Regions from separate parts of the Mus musculus genome. Here region 2 is linked to region 1. The links are chromatin loops, found by intact Hi-C in ENCODE. Cell type or tissue: left cerebral cortex. All regions are shown on one strand. Links, peaks and the distances in the headings refer to the core of each region. The heading gives the core; the rest is flanking DNA.

What was found. Hi-C counts contacts between places; a loop is a spot of excess contacts. Peaks named below come from ENCODE experiments on the same cell type or tissue, not always from the same donor. Only the 100,000 strongest peaks of a DNase experiment are listed, where the experiment ranks them.
Region 2: it touches region 1 in a loop (3-fold over the local background); 4 of 42 quality-filtered maps call a loop at or near these places.

Annotation. Positions count from the first base shown.
Region 1 is chr15:89,101,087-89,111,016 of GRCm38, reverse strand. Tubgcp6 (tubulin, gamma complex associated protein 6) reads left to right here. Exons shown (of 25, transcript NM_001163319.1): 5 at 850-971; 6 at 1,721-1,796; 7 at 1,961-2,070; 8 at 2,365-2,456; 9 at 2,927-3,066; 10 at 3,455-3,604; 11 at 4,493-4,574; 12 at 4,660-4,748; 13 at 4,830-4,945; 14 at 6,145-6,283; 15 at 6,527-6,598; 16 at 6,727-8,200; 17 at 8,414-8,472; 18 at 8,610-8,763; 4 more. Among named protein-coding and RNA genes, the nearest start is that of Selenoo, 17 kb to the right of the region's middle. In left cerebral cortex, for the core only: CTCF peaks have their summits at 4,662 (motif pointing right) and 6,900; DNase peaks (open chromatin) are centred at 3,655, 4,738, 6,395 and 6,880; H3K27ac peaks cover 3,017 bases.
Region 2 is chr15:88,929,808-88,939,737 of GRCm38, reverse strand. It overlaps Ttll8 (tubulin tyrosine ligase-like family, member 8), which reads left to right. Exons shown (of 12, transcript NM_172818.3): 2 at 700-791; 3 at 3,612-3,735; 4 at 4,710-4,780; 5 at 5,775-5,903; 6 at 6,186-6,300; 7 at 6,950-7,078. Among named protein-coding and RNA genes, the nearest start is that of Ttll8, 20 kb to the left of the region's middle. In left cerebral cortex, for the core only: a CTCF peak has its summit at 5,395; DNase peaks (open chromatin) are centred at 2,273, 2,641, 2,845 and 5,403.

The DNA.
Region 1 (9,930 bases), core at 1,369-9,368:
AGATTGTCTTACTTGTGTCAGCTGTGTTTGGACAAAGGCACAGAGGGAGGCAGGTGTGAACAGTTAGGGAATTTGAGGGCAAGGACCAAGTGCTATGAGGTGGGTAAGCCAATACAAGCTAGCTGCCCTCCATAAGCCCTACTGTCTTATATGGTATGTAGCAAGATGAATCTCCTGTGTTAAGTTGATTCTTGAGGTACCCAGGGTTTTCTGTTTATTGAAAGATTTGCAGCTGGCTTGTGTGCTGGTAGATTGTTACAGGATCTGGGCAGCCTGGGCAGGTGAGGACAGATTAGCAGAGTGTCCTGTAGAGAACATGGGCAGCCATCAGGGAGAGATGGGTGCAGGGTGCAGTTTGGAGGAGCTGGTTCCTCCAAGCTCTGATGTGCGGTAAGTCAGTAGCCACATAGGTTTCAGGAACATATTAGGAGCTGCATGGGAAAGCCCTCTGGCCAGAGGAACAGGGAGTGGACTCCCCAAGAGGACCAGAGGCTGCAGATGGTACAGAATGGGTCTAAGGGAATCCATGGGAGGTGAGGCTGTGGTTGCTGGTTTCCTGGTATGTAGGCGAGGCAGGCCAAGGTCAGGATTGTTCCCGGGTGACTCTGTCTCAGTCTGACGCGAGGGGGCAGAGCTGTGTCTGGCAGATCCCTCGTCCTAATCTGTGTCTTCTAGTAAAGCGCCTTCCTCGCAGCTGGCCTTAAGCCATCTTTTCCCTGCTTGGGAAGTGGGGCCGCCAGGCTATGGCATGGAAGCACAGCTCTGTTTTCCAGCCTGGGTGTGTCCTTCCAAGCTCTGAGTAATGACTGCCTCCATATCCCAGTGCCTTCTCCTCCTCCTTTTCCACAGGCCTTCACCAGCGGCCTAAGGAGGTACTTGCAGTATTACCGTGCCTGTGTGCTCTCCACTCCACCCACCCTCAGTCTCCTCACCATTGGCTTTCTCTTCAAGAAGCTGGGCCGGCAGCTCAGGTGAATCTTGGCACAGTGGCCTTGCATGGGCCTCAGGAGCAGACATGGACTTTCAGGGCAGTGAAGAGCCAGGTCTGCTCCCTGTCAAGGAGGGCCTAGAAGAACAGTCCGTGCACAACTGCTCACTGTGCCATATAATGAGTTTGTCTTCCATCTGTTTGCGACAGTGGCCTTGCTGGGCCCAGGGCTTTCTGCCCCAATCGTACTGCATGGGAGGGAAGGCAGTGGGCAGCCTTTGACACATGGGAGCTCATTGGTAAACAGCCATAGTGTCTCTTGGCAGCTGCTAGCCACTGAGAGAAGTTGGGGGTGGCAATATGGGAGGAGATTTATCAGCCAACAAGGAATTGGGGGTTCATGTGAGACATGGGCTGCAGTGGGGTAGAGAGGGAGAGGGTTCATGAGGGGAATTTGTGCTCATTGTAGTCTGACAAGGTGGTAACAAGGCAGAGGTTTCATATGGTCCCATAAATGTGGAGCTAAGGAGTCAAGGATGAGGTGTGGAGGCGTGGAGGTGAGCCCACCATTGAGTGTGGATGTGTCAGTGCCATCTGGGAGGACAGCACAGAAAACAGTGCTGGGCAGGGCTCTGTCGGGGTCTAAGATCTGCTGTGTTGTGGGTATAAGTAGTTTTCAAAGACTGTAGACCAGTCACTTAAGGGAAAATGAACGTTTAGCTTGCTCAGTCTGATCTGGTCCTTGGGACCCTGAGCTCTTGTCACTTGATCTGATCCAGTTTCTGTGTCCAGGTACTTGGCTGAGCTTTGTGGTGTTGGCACTGTATCCCTGGCGACCAGTGGAGAACCCAGGGCTGTGTTCCCCACTGTGAGTCCCCCTCCTTTCCTCCAGTGTGAGCTTGCAGGCCTCCGTTGACTTGTGCATTCTTGTCAAGTGTGGTGCTGTGCTCTGTTAGCCATATTGCCTAGACAGGCATGTGCCAAGTGTTAGAGTGGCTGTGCACCCATCCTGCTTCTTCTCACTGTTTGTAGGGGGTGAAGCTTCTGTCCTACCTCTACCAGGAAGCACTGGATAACTGCAGTAATGAGCACTATCCCGTTTTGCTGTCCCTCCTGAAGACCAGCTGTGAGCCCTACACACGGTAGGTGGTGAGAGGACTGTACTGGCCATACCTGCTCTCCCTATAGTGGGTGGAGGAAGGCTGCACTCAGACCAGATATGTATCTGAGTCTCCTGTTATCCAAGATGTACTGAATGTGCTGGAGAAGCATGCTGGATAAAGGACCTACCAGGTAGGAGATCCCACACACCCATAGCTGGCAGTGTCTCTCTCATTCTACTCTGGGGACTGGCCACACTAGCCTCGCAGACTCCACGCTTGCCCAGCTCTCCTTTTTCCCCCACCCCCACCCTCCTGTGTTCCATTACCCTGTAGGTTCATCCACGATTGGGTGTACAGTGGAGTCTTCAGAGATGTTTATGGGGAGTTCATGATCCAGGTTAACCATGAGTACCTCAGCTTCAGAGGTAAGTACACACCGACTTCTAGGCTGTGCCTATCAGGTTTTGGACCCCCAGGACAAGGGACTGAGGTATATACTGTACATTTCAAAGCAGACCTGGTCTCCAGGTTCTCCCAGCATCCCTCAGTCCCTCCCTGGCACACCCTGAACTTTCCAGCTCGGCCTGGGCTGCCTTTCCTCCAGAGGTTCTTCCTCATGCGATCCAGACATTCTGGTCTCCCCACTCGCTTCTCTCTCAATGCATGCTCTTTCTTTTTCTCTCTTTCCCTCCCCATGATGACTTCTCTGGCTTTCTTCCTTGGGGCCAGTGAACTAACCTGAGAGCAACTTCCCAATAAACCTACATTTAATATAATCGAATCCGGCATGAATTGGCTCATTTCACTGGCAGAGAAATAAATTATCAGTGTTCCCTGCCCGGGGTCAGGGCCATTATAACTGCAGATCATCATTTTTTATTCATGTTCTGTCCAGACAAGTTTTACTGGACCCATGGCTACGTGCTCATTTCCAAAGAGGTGGAGGACTGTGTTCCTGTATTCTTGAAACACATTGCTCATGATGTGTATGTCTGTGGGAAGACCATCAACCTACTGAAGCTCTGCTGTCCCCGGGTGAGAGGGTTCTGCCGGCTGTGGGGGCTGGAGGAGGGGCTTGTGTATCATGGAGGCTAGGTCTGACCAGGGACTGAGCCTGAGTTAGGTGCTGGTGTGTTTGCCACCATAGTCTTCTGCCTGAGAGATGAGACCGATCACATGCTGCCCCTTAGTTTCTGAGCCCACCTCTGCTGTAGGTGGCCCCATACATGGTATTTCCATTTTTGGGATACTTGCTCTGTGGAGCCATCAAGGGTTTCAGCTAACCTCAGATTTAGGAATAAAATTTTCAAGGAAAAAAAAATGGCTGTCTGTATCCCTCACTGAAGACTCAGTAGCAAGGCAGTGCTTGGGTCTTGTTTGTAGCCTTGGCTATGTAGTCATTGAAGTCCTTCCTTTTTGGCAGCATTACCTTTGTTGGTCTGATGTCCCTGTCCCTCGGATCTCGGTGATTTTCTCTCTTGAGGAACTGAAGGAGATTGAGAAGGACTGTGCTGTCTATGTTGGGCGGATGGAGAGAGTCGCACGTCATAGCTGTATCAGCAAGGAGGAAAAGGTGCTTGGATGCAGGGCTTTGGGCTTTCTCTGTACTTTTACTTTCCCTTCACTTCTGAGGGTCTGGGCTGATGGAGCTCCCTCACCCCAGGGGTGGGCCCATGTGGACAGCTGTCAGGCAGACTGAGGAGCAAGAAGTACTGGATGTGGGCAGTCAGGCAGAGAGGACAGGGTGTGGGCAGTCAGGCACAGTGGACAGGGTGTGGGCAGTCAGTCAGGCACAGTGGACAGGGTGTGGGCAGTCAGGCACAGTGGACAGGATGTGGGCAGTCAGTCAGGCACAGTGGTTTTTCTGGTGTTTCTGTCCTGGTAGTAGGTCTAGCTTAGGACACCCAAGCTGCTTGGTTGTGTGTCAAGGAAAATCGGAACAAATCTGATGACAGGTTTCTTTTTTTTTTTAGGTGGGTAACCTTACCTGCACTCCAGGTTTTACCAACATTTGGAAATTCTAGGCAGCAAAGCCTAAAATTCCTCTACCCGAGTAGCATTTACAAATACTGAGTGTGTGCCTAGAAGCAGCACCCCAATGCTCCTGTACACTCCAGGAGAGATTAGTGACTGGCCAGGGACAAGCTCAACAACTTTGTCTTGGCTTGGTGTCTAATGGGCATCAGGAGAGACCCAGGCAAGGACAGATTCAGGAGCAGGAATGCTCATGAGCCCTTCATTTATCTGTGGGTACATAGTCACTTCCTGTCACTCTTAAGCCAGAGGTCTCCCTGTCCTCCCATCCTGTAGTTGAAGCGTCATCAGCTGTGAACATTCTGTGGTTTGGGGAAGTGTATCTGTTAATACTGACCAGAAGCACGTTGTTTTGGATAGCCAGTTGTCCCCACACTATCCTAGGGGAAGGGACAGGGTGTTAAGATGTTTTGTTTATTGTCTTTAGGAATTACGTATGGAAATTGCGAAACAAGAACTAATTGTCCATGCCCGGGAAGCCGCGTCCAGGGTCCTGAGCGAGTTGAGTGGTAAGTGCAGGTCCAGGCCTTTCCTCTCTGTTCTGGGGCCTGTGCTGGGCTCTTCACCACTCACGCCTCTCACCTTCTCCTGAAGACCGGCAGATGGCAGAACAGATTGCTCAGGACACTCGGAAGCGAGAGCAGTTTCAGCGACTGAAGGAACAGTTTGTGAAGGATCAGGAGGTGGGTGGTCTGGGCTCTGGGTGGTTCTGGCTCCTGGAGTCCTTGATTTGATTTGGCAATGAGACTGTGTGTGTTGTGTAGCGACGCCTGGCAGCCAGACAAGAAGAGCTAGATGATGACTTCAGCTATGCCCGTGAGCTCCGTGACCGGGAGAAGAGGCTAAAGGCCTTGGAGGAAGAGCTGGAGAGGAAGGCCAGGTAGGGCTGTATGGCTGCAGGTCCCGTGGTGCTGGTTTAAATCTAGTGATGGTTATTTTACTGTCCCAATGTTGCTAGGCAAGTGCTCTACCAGTGAGCAACATCCCTAACTTGTTATTTTAGTTTTTAATCTAACAATCAGACATATGTCAAGTCAGAAAGACTAGTCTGCTAGACCAGGATGCTGTCCTGAGCTAAGGGGTTAGAGCTCTTAGGTTGTGCTCTGGGACCAGTCCTAATACACACAGTGTATTTGATGTCCCGACTGTCTGTTAATGTTATTTATTATTAGTGTGTAGTAATATTATTATGTGCTATGGTGCCAACTTTGGACCTTGTAATGCAAGTAAGCCCTCTCCACTGAGCTACAGCCCCAAGATGCTGCTGTATGGCCTGCAGTCCTCCTCTCTCAGGCTTCCTAGTTCTGGGGTTACAGGCGCCTGCTCTGCTCATCTTAAACACCTTTGCTTGCCTTTCTATTCCAAACCTGTTCCCGGCCTCGCAGAGCAGTGGTCACTAATCTGGCATGCCTCTTGAGTCTGTTTCCTCTTTGCACCATTAGCTTGTCCTAGAAACAGGCTCATTGTTTCCATGGAAGGCCTTTACAGGAGGGACTGGCTACATCTTGCATGGTGTCCTTGGGAGTTCAACTGTTCCAGCCTTAGATAATATTTACAGAGCAAATGGGTTTGCCTCTTGCATGTGCTAGATATGTGCACACACATGTGAGTAGATGCTCTATTCTCTTAAGAGGAAAACCAGGCATAGAGAGCCATGTTTCTGAGTTGTGGCTCGACAAATTGAAGACTGGGCTTAGATGCCTAGTAGTTAGAGGCTCGGAATCCCTGGGATTTGCTTTTTTTTTTTTTGTCAGTCTCCAGTTCTCCTGAGTTTGAACTTGGAGAATGGGGAGATGTCCACTTCCCGTAAAGAAAATGGAGCCTGGTTGGAGAGGGCTGCCCCTTAGCCACTGTTTATTCTCTTGTCCCAGGGCATAATGTACATTTTTCTTTGTTTGTCCAACAGACAGTTGCCAAGTCCCATGTGGGCATCTGTTCATTAGAGCCTTTCAGCCTGGTGGGCAGCAACCCCTCCCCCCCAACCCAGTTTGTTGTGGGGAAGGTGGGGGACAGGAGTCTGGGGAGGGAGTCTGCTTGGAGAGGTTGTAGTGACCATGTCCTCTCTGCATGTGGCTTCAGGCAGGCGCTGGTTGACCATTATAGCAAGTTGTCTGCAGAGGCAGCTCGTCGAGAGCAGAAGGCTCTGTGGAGAATCCAGAGGCATAGGCTGGAAAGCGCACGACTTCGTTTTCTCCTAGAAGACCAGAAGTGCATTCAGGTATGGCTGTAGTGTTAGCTGCCAGCCCTTGCACCTAGTTACATACCCTGTCATCCTGTTGCATAAGGGGACAGATGGCACTTGCTGTGGCTCAGGCTTCCAGCCAGAACTGGACAGTGTGAGTGGGCAGCAGGGCAGTGGCGTATGTGATGGGTGAGTGGTGCTGTGTAAAGGTGCGGTGTGTGCCAGCCCTGCTGCTCTCTCCACAGAGCTTCTCTCTCTTCCTGTTGGTTTGAATTTCAGGAGATGCTGAGAGACATGGAGGCTCAGCAGCCCCAGGAGCCGCCGAGTGTGTTCCCATCCACAGGCTCTCAGGTAATAAGCTCCAGTGGGAGCGTGGGGTTCTGCTGGGTCTCTGCACTCAGTAGGTGTCAGCCACTGTTGCTGAGCTCGCCCTGGGGAGTCGGGGTTGAATGACTGGAGGGATTCGGTGTGTGTTTCAGGTCACATCTACAGGTCCTGAGCACGCAGGGGAAGGCCATAGCTGTGATCCGGGGTTCACAGAGCTGCATTGGGGTTGTCCAAGCCTACCGTGTGCATCGACACCATCAGTCCCCAAGTCTGCCACAGAGGGAGCTGATGACTCGGGAGCTGGGCCATTCTCGACTGGTCTTAGCATCACAGACTTTCTGCCCGTGGACTCTGGAGAGGAACAGCCTGTGGAGAACACTGGCGTTCCCTTTTTAGAGGTGGCTCTGCAGACCATCTGCTCAGACCTATCCCCTGTAGCCCCTGAGCCAGCGGCACTCACAGCAGGGGGCCCCCAGGCTACCCAGTCAGAGTATGATTTCAATACCATACTGAGGCCAGCTATGGCTACCTCCCTCTCACCAGGACCCTTCCAGGATGTTCAGAATAGCGTGGACAGTGACAAACAGCATCTACTGGGGGATATGTCCACAAAAGTAGATTCTTATATCCATGATATGCAAGAGACTTTGCCTTGCCCACATCCACTCAGTCATGCCACTCCTGTGGAGGGGAGCCTCCAGCCTGTAGGCCAGCTCCTTGAACACATGTCAGAGACTACTGTCTCTACAGAGAGCCATGCTTCTGGGATGGCTCCTTGTCAGCAACTTAGCATTTCCAGACACGTGTCAGATGCTAACATCAAGGTGGGGGATTATATGTCAGATGTGGCTCTTCCTCGGCCACGGTGGAATGTCCATGGCCATGTGTCAGAGGCCAGCATTGGAGTTGGGGAGAATATGGCCGAAGTGGCTCCTTCTAGGCCACGGTGGAATGTCCACGGACATGTGTCAGATGCCAGCATCAAGATAGGGGAGAATATGTCAGATGTGGCTCCTTCTCGGACACGGTGGAACATTCATGGGCATGTGTCAGATGCCAGCATCAAGGTAGGGGAGAATGTATCAGATGTGACTCCTTCTCGGCCGCGGTGGAATGTCCACGGGCATGTGTCAGAGGCCAGCATCAAGGTAGGGGAGAATGTATCAGATGTGACTCCTTCTCGGCCGCGGTGGAATGTCCACGGGCATGTGTCAGAGGCCAGCATCAAGGTAGGGGAGAATGTATCAGACGTGACTCCTTCTCGGCCGCGGTGGAATGTCCACGGGCATGTGTCAGATGCCAGTATTAGGATTGGGGAAAATGTATCAGATACGGATCTTGATCTTCAGCAACGTGGATGTGCCCAGCCTCCCTTGATTCTGGAGGAGCCCTTGCCAGAAGCTGAGGCTGACCTCAAGCCCCATCAGTGTCCCCCTGCTCACGTGTCTGAGGCAGTGCTTGGTGTGGAAGCACAGAGCCCTGCTCTAGAATGTGGGCCACAGCTACCTGAAAAAACGAAGCCTACCGTGTGTTCTGGCTTTGGCAGAACAGAGGAAGGTAGCCTACAGACCAAGACCCTTGTGGCTGAGCCTAGCATGCTGGGAAGTGGCATCCCTGAAGAGAAAGGTCAGAGTGGGCGGTGCTGGTCAGGGTGGGACTGTGGCATTCTGGAAAGGCAGTGGCACGCTGTCTTTTGTGATCCTTGTCTGTCAGCCTGGATCAAGTTGCTGCTGGGGTGGGGGTTGGGGACTGGAGTTCTCTGGGCCAGTCTCACTAGGTCTTCTCAAGCAGGCACTGGATACTAATGGCCCTCCTACCCATTATTTTCTGTTTATTTAGGCCCAGGGAAGAGTAGGGATGCTGAAGACCTTTCTCCATGTTTGCCTTCAAGCTCACAGGTCAGGAGTGTTCATGGAACGCCACCACATGGGGTTTCCATATGCCCATTTCCTTTTTAGCACAAGCAAAATAGGGTGGGGGCAGAGAGTAGTGTACTGTGTAAGGATGCAGTTCTTTGAGGTTGGCCTCTTTTTAGGAAGACACAGCTGTCCCCAGCAGCCCAGGCCCTAGTGATGAGGTATCAAACACAGAAGCTGAGGCCAGACGCTGGGGCAAGGAGCAAGCCTATTTGACAGACCTCACAAAATTGTACCACCTGGAGCAGTACCCGGACAGCTATGATTCCATGTGTGAGTGGGCCAGTTACAGTGGAGCTTGTGGGTGCTCTGGGGTGGTATCCCTAAACTTCAGCAAGTCTGTTTTGTTTCCCACAGCAGAGCCTCCTGTTGCTCACCTGGTCCACCACATGCTTCCCCGGGCCTTTGCTTTCCCTGTTGACCCCCAAGTTCAGTCAGCAGTAGACGAGAGTGCAGTGCAGCTGAGCGAGCTGCTGACATTGCCTGTGCTTATGAAGCGTTCCCTTATGGCGCCTCTGGCTGCCCAGTGAGTGCCTCCACCTGCCCGACTGCAGCAGCCTGCCATTCCTCTCTGCCTGCCCTGCCCCTAACCCCAGCTCTCCCTCCCCAGTGTCAGCCTGGTCAGCAAAGCCGCAGTTGACTACTTCTTTGTGGAGCTGCACCTGGAGACACACTTTGAGGCACTGCGCCATTTCCTGCTGATGGAAGATGGAGAGTTCGCTCAGTCCCTTAGTGACCTGCTCTTTGAGAAGGTAGCTCTAAGATATGCAGCTGGAATCAGGCTGCCCATTAGAGGTGTTATGGGTAGGATTCGGGTGGCTGCTGGCCTCGGGCCCACCCAAACATGTCATAGTCCCTAGCAATATGGTGACACGGTGCTGCTCCGGCAGAACTTGGGTTCCTGGGCAAGTAGGGAGGGGCAGGGCACAAACTTGGGGCTCCTTGAACCCTTTTCTCTTGACTTCCTTAGCTAGGGGCTGGGCAGACGCCTGGAGAGCTGCTCAACCCACTGGTCCTTAACAGCATCCTGAGCAAGGCCCTGCAGTACAGCCTCCACGGGGACACCCCGCATGCTTCCAACCTGTCTTTTGCTCTCAAGTACCTGCCTGAGGTGTTTGCCCCGAATGCCCCAGATGTGCTGAGCTGCCTGGAGCTCAGGTACAAGGTCAGCAGTGTTCTGCCACGGTGTATAGGGAGGTGTATCGGAAAGCTGTATGCACTAAGTAGGGCTTCCTGAACAGGTCGACTGGCCCCTCAACATTGTTATCACCGAGAGCTGCCTGAACAAGTACAGTGGCATCTTCTCCTTCCTGCTGCAGCTGAAGCTCATGATGTGGACACTCAAAGACATCTGCTTCCACCTCAAGCGCACAGGTGAGGCCTGGCCCACGTCTGTCCTACCTGTGTGTGGCTTCAGGCTGCCGCTAAGCGCGTTGTTCT
Region 2 (9,930 bases), core at 1,200-9,199, 170 kb after region 1:
GCTTCCTGAAGCTCCCTGGGTGTCCTGACAGGCCCAGGAGCATTGTGGGTCAGGGTAGTCTGTGTGAAGACTCCACATTTAGGGCTTGGAGAGAGAAGGGGAAGCTGTGGGTATGAGGAGCAAAATGCTGGTCAGCCAAAGGCTCGTGCTTTGTGAAGGGAAGACTCAGTGTATGCTGCAGGCATGGCCTGTGGGGACCCAACAGATGGGGGGGGGATGGGAGGGAGGCCTGGGACAGTACAGTGTTTAGTGTGTGCCTATGGGAACCATTGTCATCAGAAGGTTGCTGAGAGAGAAGCTGGTGTCAGGGAGAGCATCCAGAGTGGAGGAGCCATCAGGGGACTTCCTCCAGGCAGGAGAGAGGATGGCTACTGAATAAAAGCCAAGGCCTTGGGCAGAGATATCAAGGATCCGAAATTTCTCTCAGCACACATTAGAGACATAGAGAAAGGTTCAAGACTACCCAGTGCAGGCCAGGCGTGGTGGCGCATGCCTTCAGTCCCAGCACCCAGGAGGCAGAAACAGGTAGATCTCTGTGAGTGGCCTGGGGGATTGGGGGAAGGTGCATCAAAGACAGCCGAGATACACAGGGAGTGGGCAGAGGCAGGTGGCCTCCACGTGCGTCCGCTGTCAGGCTGGAGTGACTGTTCTGAGCCATGTGCCCTTTCCTTTGCCTTGATGTCTGTTTCTCTTTTGCAGAGTTAAAACAAGGAATTCCCCAAGATTTGTCTTCTTCCCCCAAATTAGACAGATACAAAATAGCAAGACAGTTAACAGAAAAAGCCATCAAGGTAAATGTGTTTCGGGACTTATGGGGGGGGTGCCTTTAAAAAAAATTGGGAACTTCATTTGGAATTTCATTTGGGTATTGGCCTGACTGGATGACTTCCTCCCATATGGAGATGGTACCAGTATCACTTTTGAATTTATCTGAATCTCCCCTGTAGCCCCAGCAGCCAGCTCCTCCTGGTGCCCTGTGAACGTATATAGCCATGTGGTGGGCGTACAGATGACTTTCCCACCCTAACAGCAGTTTGGTGGGACCCTCTGGCTCACAGATCTCCTGTGGGTACCAGAACTTAGTTCCAGGCATCTTCTAAGTAGTCTCCTGGATAGGATCAGATCTTCCAGTGGGACAAGGTTATGTATCTCTGTTACCTGGTGTCTTAGTTAGGGTTTTACTGCTGTGAACAGACACCATGACCAAGGCAAGTCTTATAAAAAACAACATTTAATTGGGGCTGGCTTACAGGTTCAGAGGTTCAGTCCATTATCATCAAGGTGGGAACATGGCAGTATCCAGGCAGGCATGGCACAGAAGGAGCTGAGAGTTCTATGTCTTCATCCAAAGGCTGCTAGTGGAAGACTAACTTCCAGGCAACTAGGGTGAGGATCTTATACCCACACCCACAGTGACACACCCATTCCAACCAGGTCACACCTATTCCAACAAGGCCACACCTTCAGATGGTGCCACTCCCTGATCAAGGATATACAAACCATCACACCTGGCAACACAAAATTTATCTATAGAAAACTTCACTGCAGTGTCTCTGTCTGGGATCTCTGTGCTGGGACCTGGGCTCAGCTTGTCTCTCTATTCATGTCTGTGTGATGGGCTCTGGGCTCAGCCTGTCTGTGTCTCTGTGATAGAGTCTGGGACTCTGGTAGTGGCTTGGTTTGCTGACCAAGATCTCACTGATGTCTGGCTTACGCTCACTTCCTAAGCATCTCTTCTTCCAGCTGTTTGGGAGTCAGATGAATCCGTCTTCTGTGGGATCCTCTGAGCTTCAAGCCTCTGTTAGGAATAACCTGATGAGTTTAGGCCCCTCAGGAGATTGACTGTATCCATCAGAGCCCACTGACTTAGGGCCTCGGTGACATCTGCAAAGTCCTGTCACCATTTTAGGGTGATGCTAGTGAGTCCCATATGTCCTGTCATCTTGCTCTTTTGAGTCCAGGGACAGTGTCCTGCATGGTGACCCATCAGGGTCTGTACGTCTGCTGCAGGACACCAGTGGTTCGGTGCCGCCACTCCTGCCTGACCCCAGCTGACCCTGCCCGTCCCTGACCCTGCTAGTGACCTAGTACACGGGTCATGTCACTGCCTTCTGCACTGGCTTGGGGTACCCTTGTGAATGTCAGCTTTCTGTCTGTGACTACATAAAATACCTGAGGCTTTGCACTTTTATTAAGAAAACAAATGTACTCACCACCCAGCTTGAGGGGCTGAAAGCCAGAGCTTGAGCAGCTCTGCCTGTTTGGCTCTGTCACTGTCACCATGTGGCAGATGGCACCATTGTAGACACGCAGGTAGGAGGAAAGGAATATTTGACAGAGGAGATCAGAGGGAGATGGGGACTTGGCTCACTCTTTTATAACTGCTCACTGTGTGAGAGCTAGCTCACACTTACCCTTCCTGGGCATGTCCCCACTCCATCCTGGTGACCATACCTCAAGCACATGAGACCATTGGGAACAAGCAATGATCCCTTCCATGACCTTTCCCTGGGCTAAGACTGAGGTAGTATACAGTTTGGTTCTCCCACCAGCTGCCAACTTCCTGTTCAACCACACGCAGCTAACCATCTCCAAGCGATGAGTCAGAATTCCAGCAGCTTCTGGGCTGGCCCTGCCCCTTCCTCTGTTACCCGTTAGTTTTTCTCTTTCTGCCATTCTGAACTCAGGCACCCACAGCTTTTATAAACAGGCGTCACACTCTCTTGTCTTAGTGTTTCTTTTGTTGTGTTAAAGACACCATGACCAAAAACCTCTTGGAGAAGAAAGAGTTTATCTCATGCTACAGGCTTGTAGTCAAGGCAGGAACCTGGAGGCAGATGATGAAGCAGAGGCTCACTCCTCACTGGCTTACTCCTGTGGTTTGCTCAGCCTGCTTTCTTACACAACCTCTGCCTAGGGGTGGTGACGCCCACAGTGGGCTCAGCCCTCCCACATCTATTGTCAATCAAGAAAATGCTCCCCCAACCCCCACCCCGACAGGCATAGACCAATGTGGTGGAGGCATTTTCTCAGTTGAGGTTCCTCTTCCCAAATGATTCTAGCTTGTGTTAAACTGACATAAAATTAGCCAGGACACTCACTTTTCTATAAAAGACAGCTGCACTGGGAGTCCTCAGTTTTTCCCTAGACCCTCAGGCATTGTGCAATTGTGTGTCCCACCTGTATCCCAAATCCAGAAATCCTGGGACTACAGAAATTCTGAGTCGGGGCTACAGCTGCTCAGGAAGTGCTGATTTCTTGGTTGTGTTTTGGCCCCTTTGAGTGTGTGAATGAGTGTGTAGAAGTGATCACCTCTGTAATCCCAACCCAACGATGAATAAACGCAGTGCAGCAACTGTGGGGATTATATGTCCGAGCCCCCACATGTGCACACACACACACGCGCACACACACAAGCACACGCGCGCACACACACACACACACACACGCACGCGCACCCTTCTGCATGCTGAGGGCGGCATTCCTGTGCTCTCTGGGCAGAGTGTGTGTGTGGCCTTGCCGAGGTGCAGTCTGGTCCAGGCTACTTTGGAAGGTCACCTCAATCCCCTTATTGCCGAGGGCCTCAGCTAAGATGCCGCTGCTGTTTTCAGGAGAGGAAGATTTTCTCCATCTATGGACACTACCCTGTCATCCGGGCCACCTTGCGAAGAAAGGGCTGGGTGGAGAAGAAGTTCAATTTCTTCCCCAAAGCTCTCCAGAACCTTGGAAGTGAAGGTAAACGGCACATGGGTGGAATACCTTGTCCTGGGAAGGGTTTGTTTTTTGGTTTTTGGTTTTTTTGGGTTTTGTTTTAATTAATTAATTTTTTAAAATTTATTTACATTTCAAGTGTTGTCCCCTTACCCGGTTCCCCCCTTCCGGAAACCCCCATCCCATCCCCCCTTCCCCTGCTTCTATGAGTGTGTTCCTCCACCCACCCACTCCTGCCTCCCCGCTCTCTATTCCCCTACACTGGGGCATCTACGAGCCTTCATAGGACCAAGGGCCTCTCCTCCCATTGATGACTGACAAGGCCATCCATCCTCTGCTACATATGCAGCTGGAGCCATGTGTACTCCTTGGTTGGTGGTTTAGTCCCTGGGAGCTCTGGGGCTGTCTGGTTGGTTGATATTGCTGTTCTTCCTATGGGGCTGCAAACCCATGAAGGGTTTTTTTTTATATACACACATGGCCAATAAGTCAGCCATCCTAGGTGTGCTGACTCTACGTACCCACTGGCATCCGTCTTCGTGTATCCCCTGCCTTCCCAACCTCACACATCCCAGACAGCCACACTCTTAATATGGTACCAGTCACTTTTTGGTGTCCCCATGCCCACACCCCACCCTAGCCATTCTTCCTCCAGGTCCATCCCCCACCAAGGCCGCTCCTCGGTTACCCATAGCTCAGACCAGTCCTTCCCAGACTCATGCCTCAAGCTTCTATGGCCTTCTGCCTTGAGGGTCATCTGGTCTTCAGCATCCCCTCAATCCTGACCCAGCACAGCACAGCACAGGTGGGATGGTACACAGGATGCTGGAGGGAATGCCACGTGTGGCCTCCACAGCCGCTGCCCCCGGGCAAACCTCACTTGGAGCTTTTAGTAGACAAATGGCCATCCCTCCATAGTGGAACGCCAGCCCTCCAGGAAGTCAGGTGAGGTACCCGAGTATGGTGGCAGCAATATGTCTCTTGTGTTTTGTTTGCAGATAAAAGTGCTGAGACCAAAGAAAATCAAGAAATAGCCTTGGAGAGATTCGATGATATCCACGATGTGATGGTAGGCCGCGTGGCCTGGTATTGGGGTATAACATGGCTTTTTTAAAGTAAGACAGAGCACGCTGTTACAGAAGTAAGACTCCTGTATGGAAACATGGTCCCTGGGGCATCTGGCTTCCCTGCATCCTGCCCCTAGCTCCTGCATCCCACAGTGACTAGCACAAGTAGAGGTCTGTGTGGCTGCGGACTGAGATGCTGAGAGGTGGGGTCAGGGGGTCCGTGTATTACAGGATGGAGGCAGGGGGCCTGGCCAGTGATCAGATGGGGTCTCCAGTAACACAGCAGTTGTACCCCAGTGGCCCCTAGCCTGACTCCTCTGAAGCTCTCCTGTATCTTCTATAAAGAAGACAAAAAGGTTAGTCACAAAGTGGAACTTTTTCCCAGACATGTAATTTAAAAGATCAGGTATCCAGAATGTCTGTGTATATCATGCATAATGTTTGTTTTAAAAAACCAAATAAAATGGACAGAGAATAAAATGACAGGTGGTCAGTCGATAAACGCATTAGGTTTATGGAGTTAATTCGATTTTTGAAGGCAGCTGTGCAGTTAATCTAATTTATTCTTCTGTGAGTGCCGGATCCTGGGCACTTCCCCTGCTCTACCGTGGAGAAAAGCTGCCTCCTAGGGGTTCTGGTAGAAAGTTCCCTCTGGACCACACTTCTGGATCTCAGAGCATCACAGTTACCTCCAGTCCGCAGAGAGCACATGTCTAAGTCTCGCATGGATGCCAGCCTGGGAGGAGTACAAATTTACCTCCAGCCCCCAACTGAGAAAAAGCAGCTGGCTTCTGGACAGCACACACCCTGTGTGGTTCCGGTTGTCCTCATACCACCACGTGTGGCCCTCAGGAGCCATGTGACCTCAGCTGAGATGGAGCCTTCAGCCAGAATCAACACAGTCTGTGTCCCACCCCCAACCCTCAGCTATGTCCCAGCATGTCAAAGACACGGAGCCCTGGATTCTAGATGTTGATAGATGGCTCTTCTTGCCAGTCCAGGTTGGTAAAGAACGAGATCCCATACCTCCTCTGGACTATCAAGAGGGATGTTGTGGACTACCACAGCCTGACCTGTGACCAGATGCTAAATCACTACGGGAAGACAGCATCATTCACAACCAAGGTGGATGAGAGGGCCTGGGCTTAGTCTGAGTGGGTGGGCCATCTACAGCTGGGAGAACCAGAAGGTCACATACAGGCTTCTCCTGGGGACACTCTCCCCCACACACCTTCTATCCCACATGCCCACCTGCACCCACGTTCCTCCCTCTGTCTCTGGGTACTCTCAGTGCCATGGATGACCCCTTCCCAGGGAACATGGGCTGAGTCAAACATGGGTCCCCAGTGGGATTCACTTTATGTGAGGCTGCCCCCTGAGGGGCCTGATACACTGCTCTCTCTGGAGATTGGACTCTGCCTGAACATGAGAAGTCTGCCTTGGTACGTCCAAGCCAACCCGAACACCTTCTTCCCACGGTGCTATGGCCTTTGCACTGAGAGCGAGAAGCAGGAATTCTTGGGTGAGTGACCCATGGCCTTCTGAGGTTTATCGCATGTCCCTAGGGCCAGGACTACATTTGGTAAGGGCCAGCCTGGACACGTCCATAGGCCATGTTGGCAGTTTGGTAAAAACCACCTGAGGCAGACAGAAGCTAGAGTGCTAAATATTCCGATCTTGGCTCTGAGGGGACACAGCACTGGCTCAGAGCAGTACCACCTACTTCTGATCTCTGGGTGGATACCCTTCTGCTCAGAGCCTAGGTTCACCTCGAGCCTAGATTGGCAGGATGCACAGCTGTGCTGCTCTGCCTATGTGCTGAGTTCAACCAAGATCCCTCAAGAGGGGAGAGCTACATTCTAGATGGTCCACGGGGTCCAGAGAGACCCCTTAGATTTCTCAGAGGATCCTAGTAGTGTTGTGAGGGGAGTACTGGGACTATCCCCCGGGTCTCTGAGGGGTTGGGGGGGGCAGTGATGACAGAGAACAATGGAAAAGGGACGAGGAGAGCAGTAGCTGGATGGAGCAGCTGTTGGGACTGGGTGTGGACAGGTGCGTGAGCAACAAATGGGGACTCGCCTGGTGAGGGAGGCAGGGAGGCCCACACGGCAGACTCTGCCGCCTCTCTGCTCTGGGTGGGCAGTGGGAGCGAGGCCTTGGTGTCCCTGCAGATGACTTCCGGCGCACGGTGGCTGCCAGCATCCTCAAGTGGGTAGTCCTTCACCAGAATTACTGCAGCAAAGTCAAGGGCAAGAGTAAGAAGGAGGAGGCCAAGAACAGTGACCCCAGCCCCAAGAAAGGTACACAGCTACGGGGCGGGACCTTGATGCCTGATGGGGTGTGGAGACTCTGGTCAACCGGAAGGGTCTTTAGCTGATGAGGCGGAGTGTCTATGGCTGATGGACAGGTTGGGTGCTGTGGCTTTGGTGGTCCAACAAGCATGGAGAAGGAGAGCGTGCTTCTTCTGATTTAGCTCTGATTCTCACGTCCTATCTTCTGATTTGACAGTCAGTTAAGACCTTGGTCATTCTGTTTGCAGAACATATCCAGTACCAGGCACCATGATTTCATGATCACACTAAATCCTGCTCCCCAGGGGCAGTGTCTGGCCAGTGATCATTGCTGTGACCCTCCACATGGCCCCTGGAAGGTCTGTGTGATGTAGCAGCAGTACTGTGTGATGTGGGCACCCAAGCAGTCTCCCAGATTTAAGGGTTTCTGTTGTTGATGCCATTGTTGTTGTCTGCTTTAATAAAATTTGTGGGTTCTGGTTCTTCTTCTTCTTCTTCTTCTTCTTCTTCTTCTTCTTCTTCTTCTTCTTCTTCTTCTTCTTCTTCTTCTTCTTCTTCCCCCTCCCCCTCCCCCTCCCCCTCCCCCGCCTCCTCTTTTTTCCTTTAAAACAGTTTTAGGCTAATGGCAAAATTGAGCAGAAGGTACCTTGGTTTCTTATCCATCCCGGTCCTCATGCACTCCATTTGTTAAAGCAGTTGGAAAGTAAACTTTGGCATGTTCAAATCTTTAAAGGATGTGTTTGAAAAGTAACTTGTGAATACGGCAGCTTCGAGATTCGAGTGGAGGCTTTTGTGGAGTGGATGTCAGTTGGCTGTGGCTGAACTTTCTGAGTGGTGACAGTCAAGGCATGTAAGGAAGGGCCACGGCTGCTTACGCCAGGCTGAGGCAATTCTTGCAACTCCTGGCCTTTTTTCTTGTCTCCATGACTCTTCCTTTTTTAGGATGTCTATGGCGGGGGACCTCACAGTCAGCAACCTGTTCACACCAGCTTTGTTTACTTAGAAACAGACTGACGTTTCTTCCATGTTTGCTGCTTTGTGGTTAGGGCTGAACAGTTCACCATGGTGTGTGCTGGTTTATCTATCCCTTCACCCACAGAAGGACTCTTCTCACAGATAAAACTGCTACAGACCTCTATGCACAAGTTTGCACAGCCATAAAATTTCAACTTCTTTGAGGAAATAAAGAGGAGTGAGTAAGATTGGATGCTACAGCAATAACTCATCAAGCCTTCAGCATCTCTTTTCCAGGATGACTCACATGCAGATACCAAGTGCCCATGTAGCGGACTTTAACCATTGGCTAGGTCTGTAGTAGTGTTACACCGTGGTTAGGTCTGTAGTAGTGTTACACCGTGGTTAGGTCTGTAGTGGTGTTACACCGTGGTTAGGTCTGTAGTAGTGTTACACCGTGGCTAGGTCTGTAGTAGTGTTACACTGTGGTTAGGTCTGTAGTAGTGTTACACTGTGGTTAGGTCTGTAGTAGTGTTACACTGTGGTTAGGTCTGTAGTAGTGTTACACTGTGGTTAGGTCTGTAGTAGTGTTACACTGTGGCTAGGTCTGTAGTAGTGTTACACTGTGGTTAGGTCTGTAGTAGTGTTACACTGTGGTTAGGTCTGTAGTAGTGTCACACTGTGGTTAGGTCTGTAGTAGTGCTGTTGTTAGGTCTGTAGTAGTGTTACATTGTTGTTAAGTCTGTAGTAATGCCATGCTGTTGTTTAATTTGTAGTTCACTGGTGACATATGACATCAAGCATCATTTCATATGTCATTTGCCAGTGGGACATCTTCTCTTGTGATAGGTCTGTTTTTTAAGTTGGGTTGCTCCATTTTCTTACTAAGCTTCTTTATTTGTATACTTTTGATAGTGTCCGTTTATCAGATGTGTGCAGATGTTTCCAGTCCCCCTCTCCCAGTCTTTGGATTGTCCTCATCCCATTAAAAAATGACTTTCACCCAGCACATACTTTTAATTTTATAATTTTATGAAGTCAATGTAGCGATTTCTTTCTAGATCAAACATTCAGTGTGGTATCTGAAGCAGACAACAGAAAGCTCAAGTTCCCCTTGAGTCTTCATGTTTTTTTAATCTAAGAGTTTTGTGACTTTTCCTCTTCCATGTAGACCTAATATCCCTTTGGAATTATTTTTAAAGTTTAGGTTTGTATGTAGATTTGGTTTGGTTTTCTCTTTTTCTTTTAAAGATTTGTTTTTGTTATTTTTAAGTTTGTCTGTGTGTGCATGTGTGTGTGTGTGTGTGTGTGTGTGTGTGTGTGTGTGTGTGTGTGTACACATGGGTATAGTTGCCCACAGGGGCCAGAGGTGCTGCTATGATCTGGAGCTGGAGTTACAGGCAGTTGTGAGTCTCCTGACACAGGTGCTGGAAGTCAAACTCTGCTGCTCTTGAAGAGCAGAATAGTCCCTAAACCACCAACACCAAGCCAGTCTTCCAGCACCACCAAGCCAGTCTTCTAGCACCATTCATCACTCCATCACTTGTTCCAGACTGGTGTTGGGCACCATTAGTTGAGAAGAATTTTATTTTTTTAGAAGATATCTTTACCTCATCGTTTCTCTTGTTCCTTTGTAATATACAAGTTGATCAGGTCTGTGTGTGACTTCTTTGGGAAAAGGCCCTATTCTATTCCATATTCCATAATCTACATATTCTTAAGGCGATAGCGTACTGTTTTAATGGCTGTAAGTCTTGAACCCTGAATTTTGTTCTTCTCTTTTGGTATATAATGCACAATTCTGGTCTTACACTGTAGCATTTGTTGACATTCTCAGCGTGTCTTTCTGCGATGTTGGTTGCATTTAGACCATGTTGGCAGGAACGAACACTTTCACACTGGGTCTT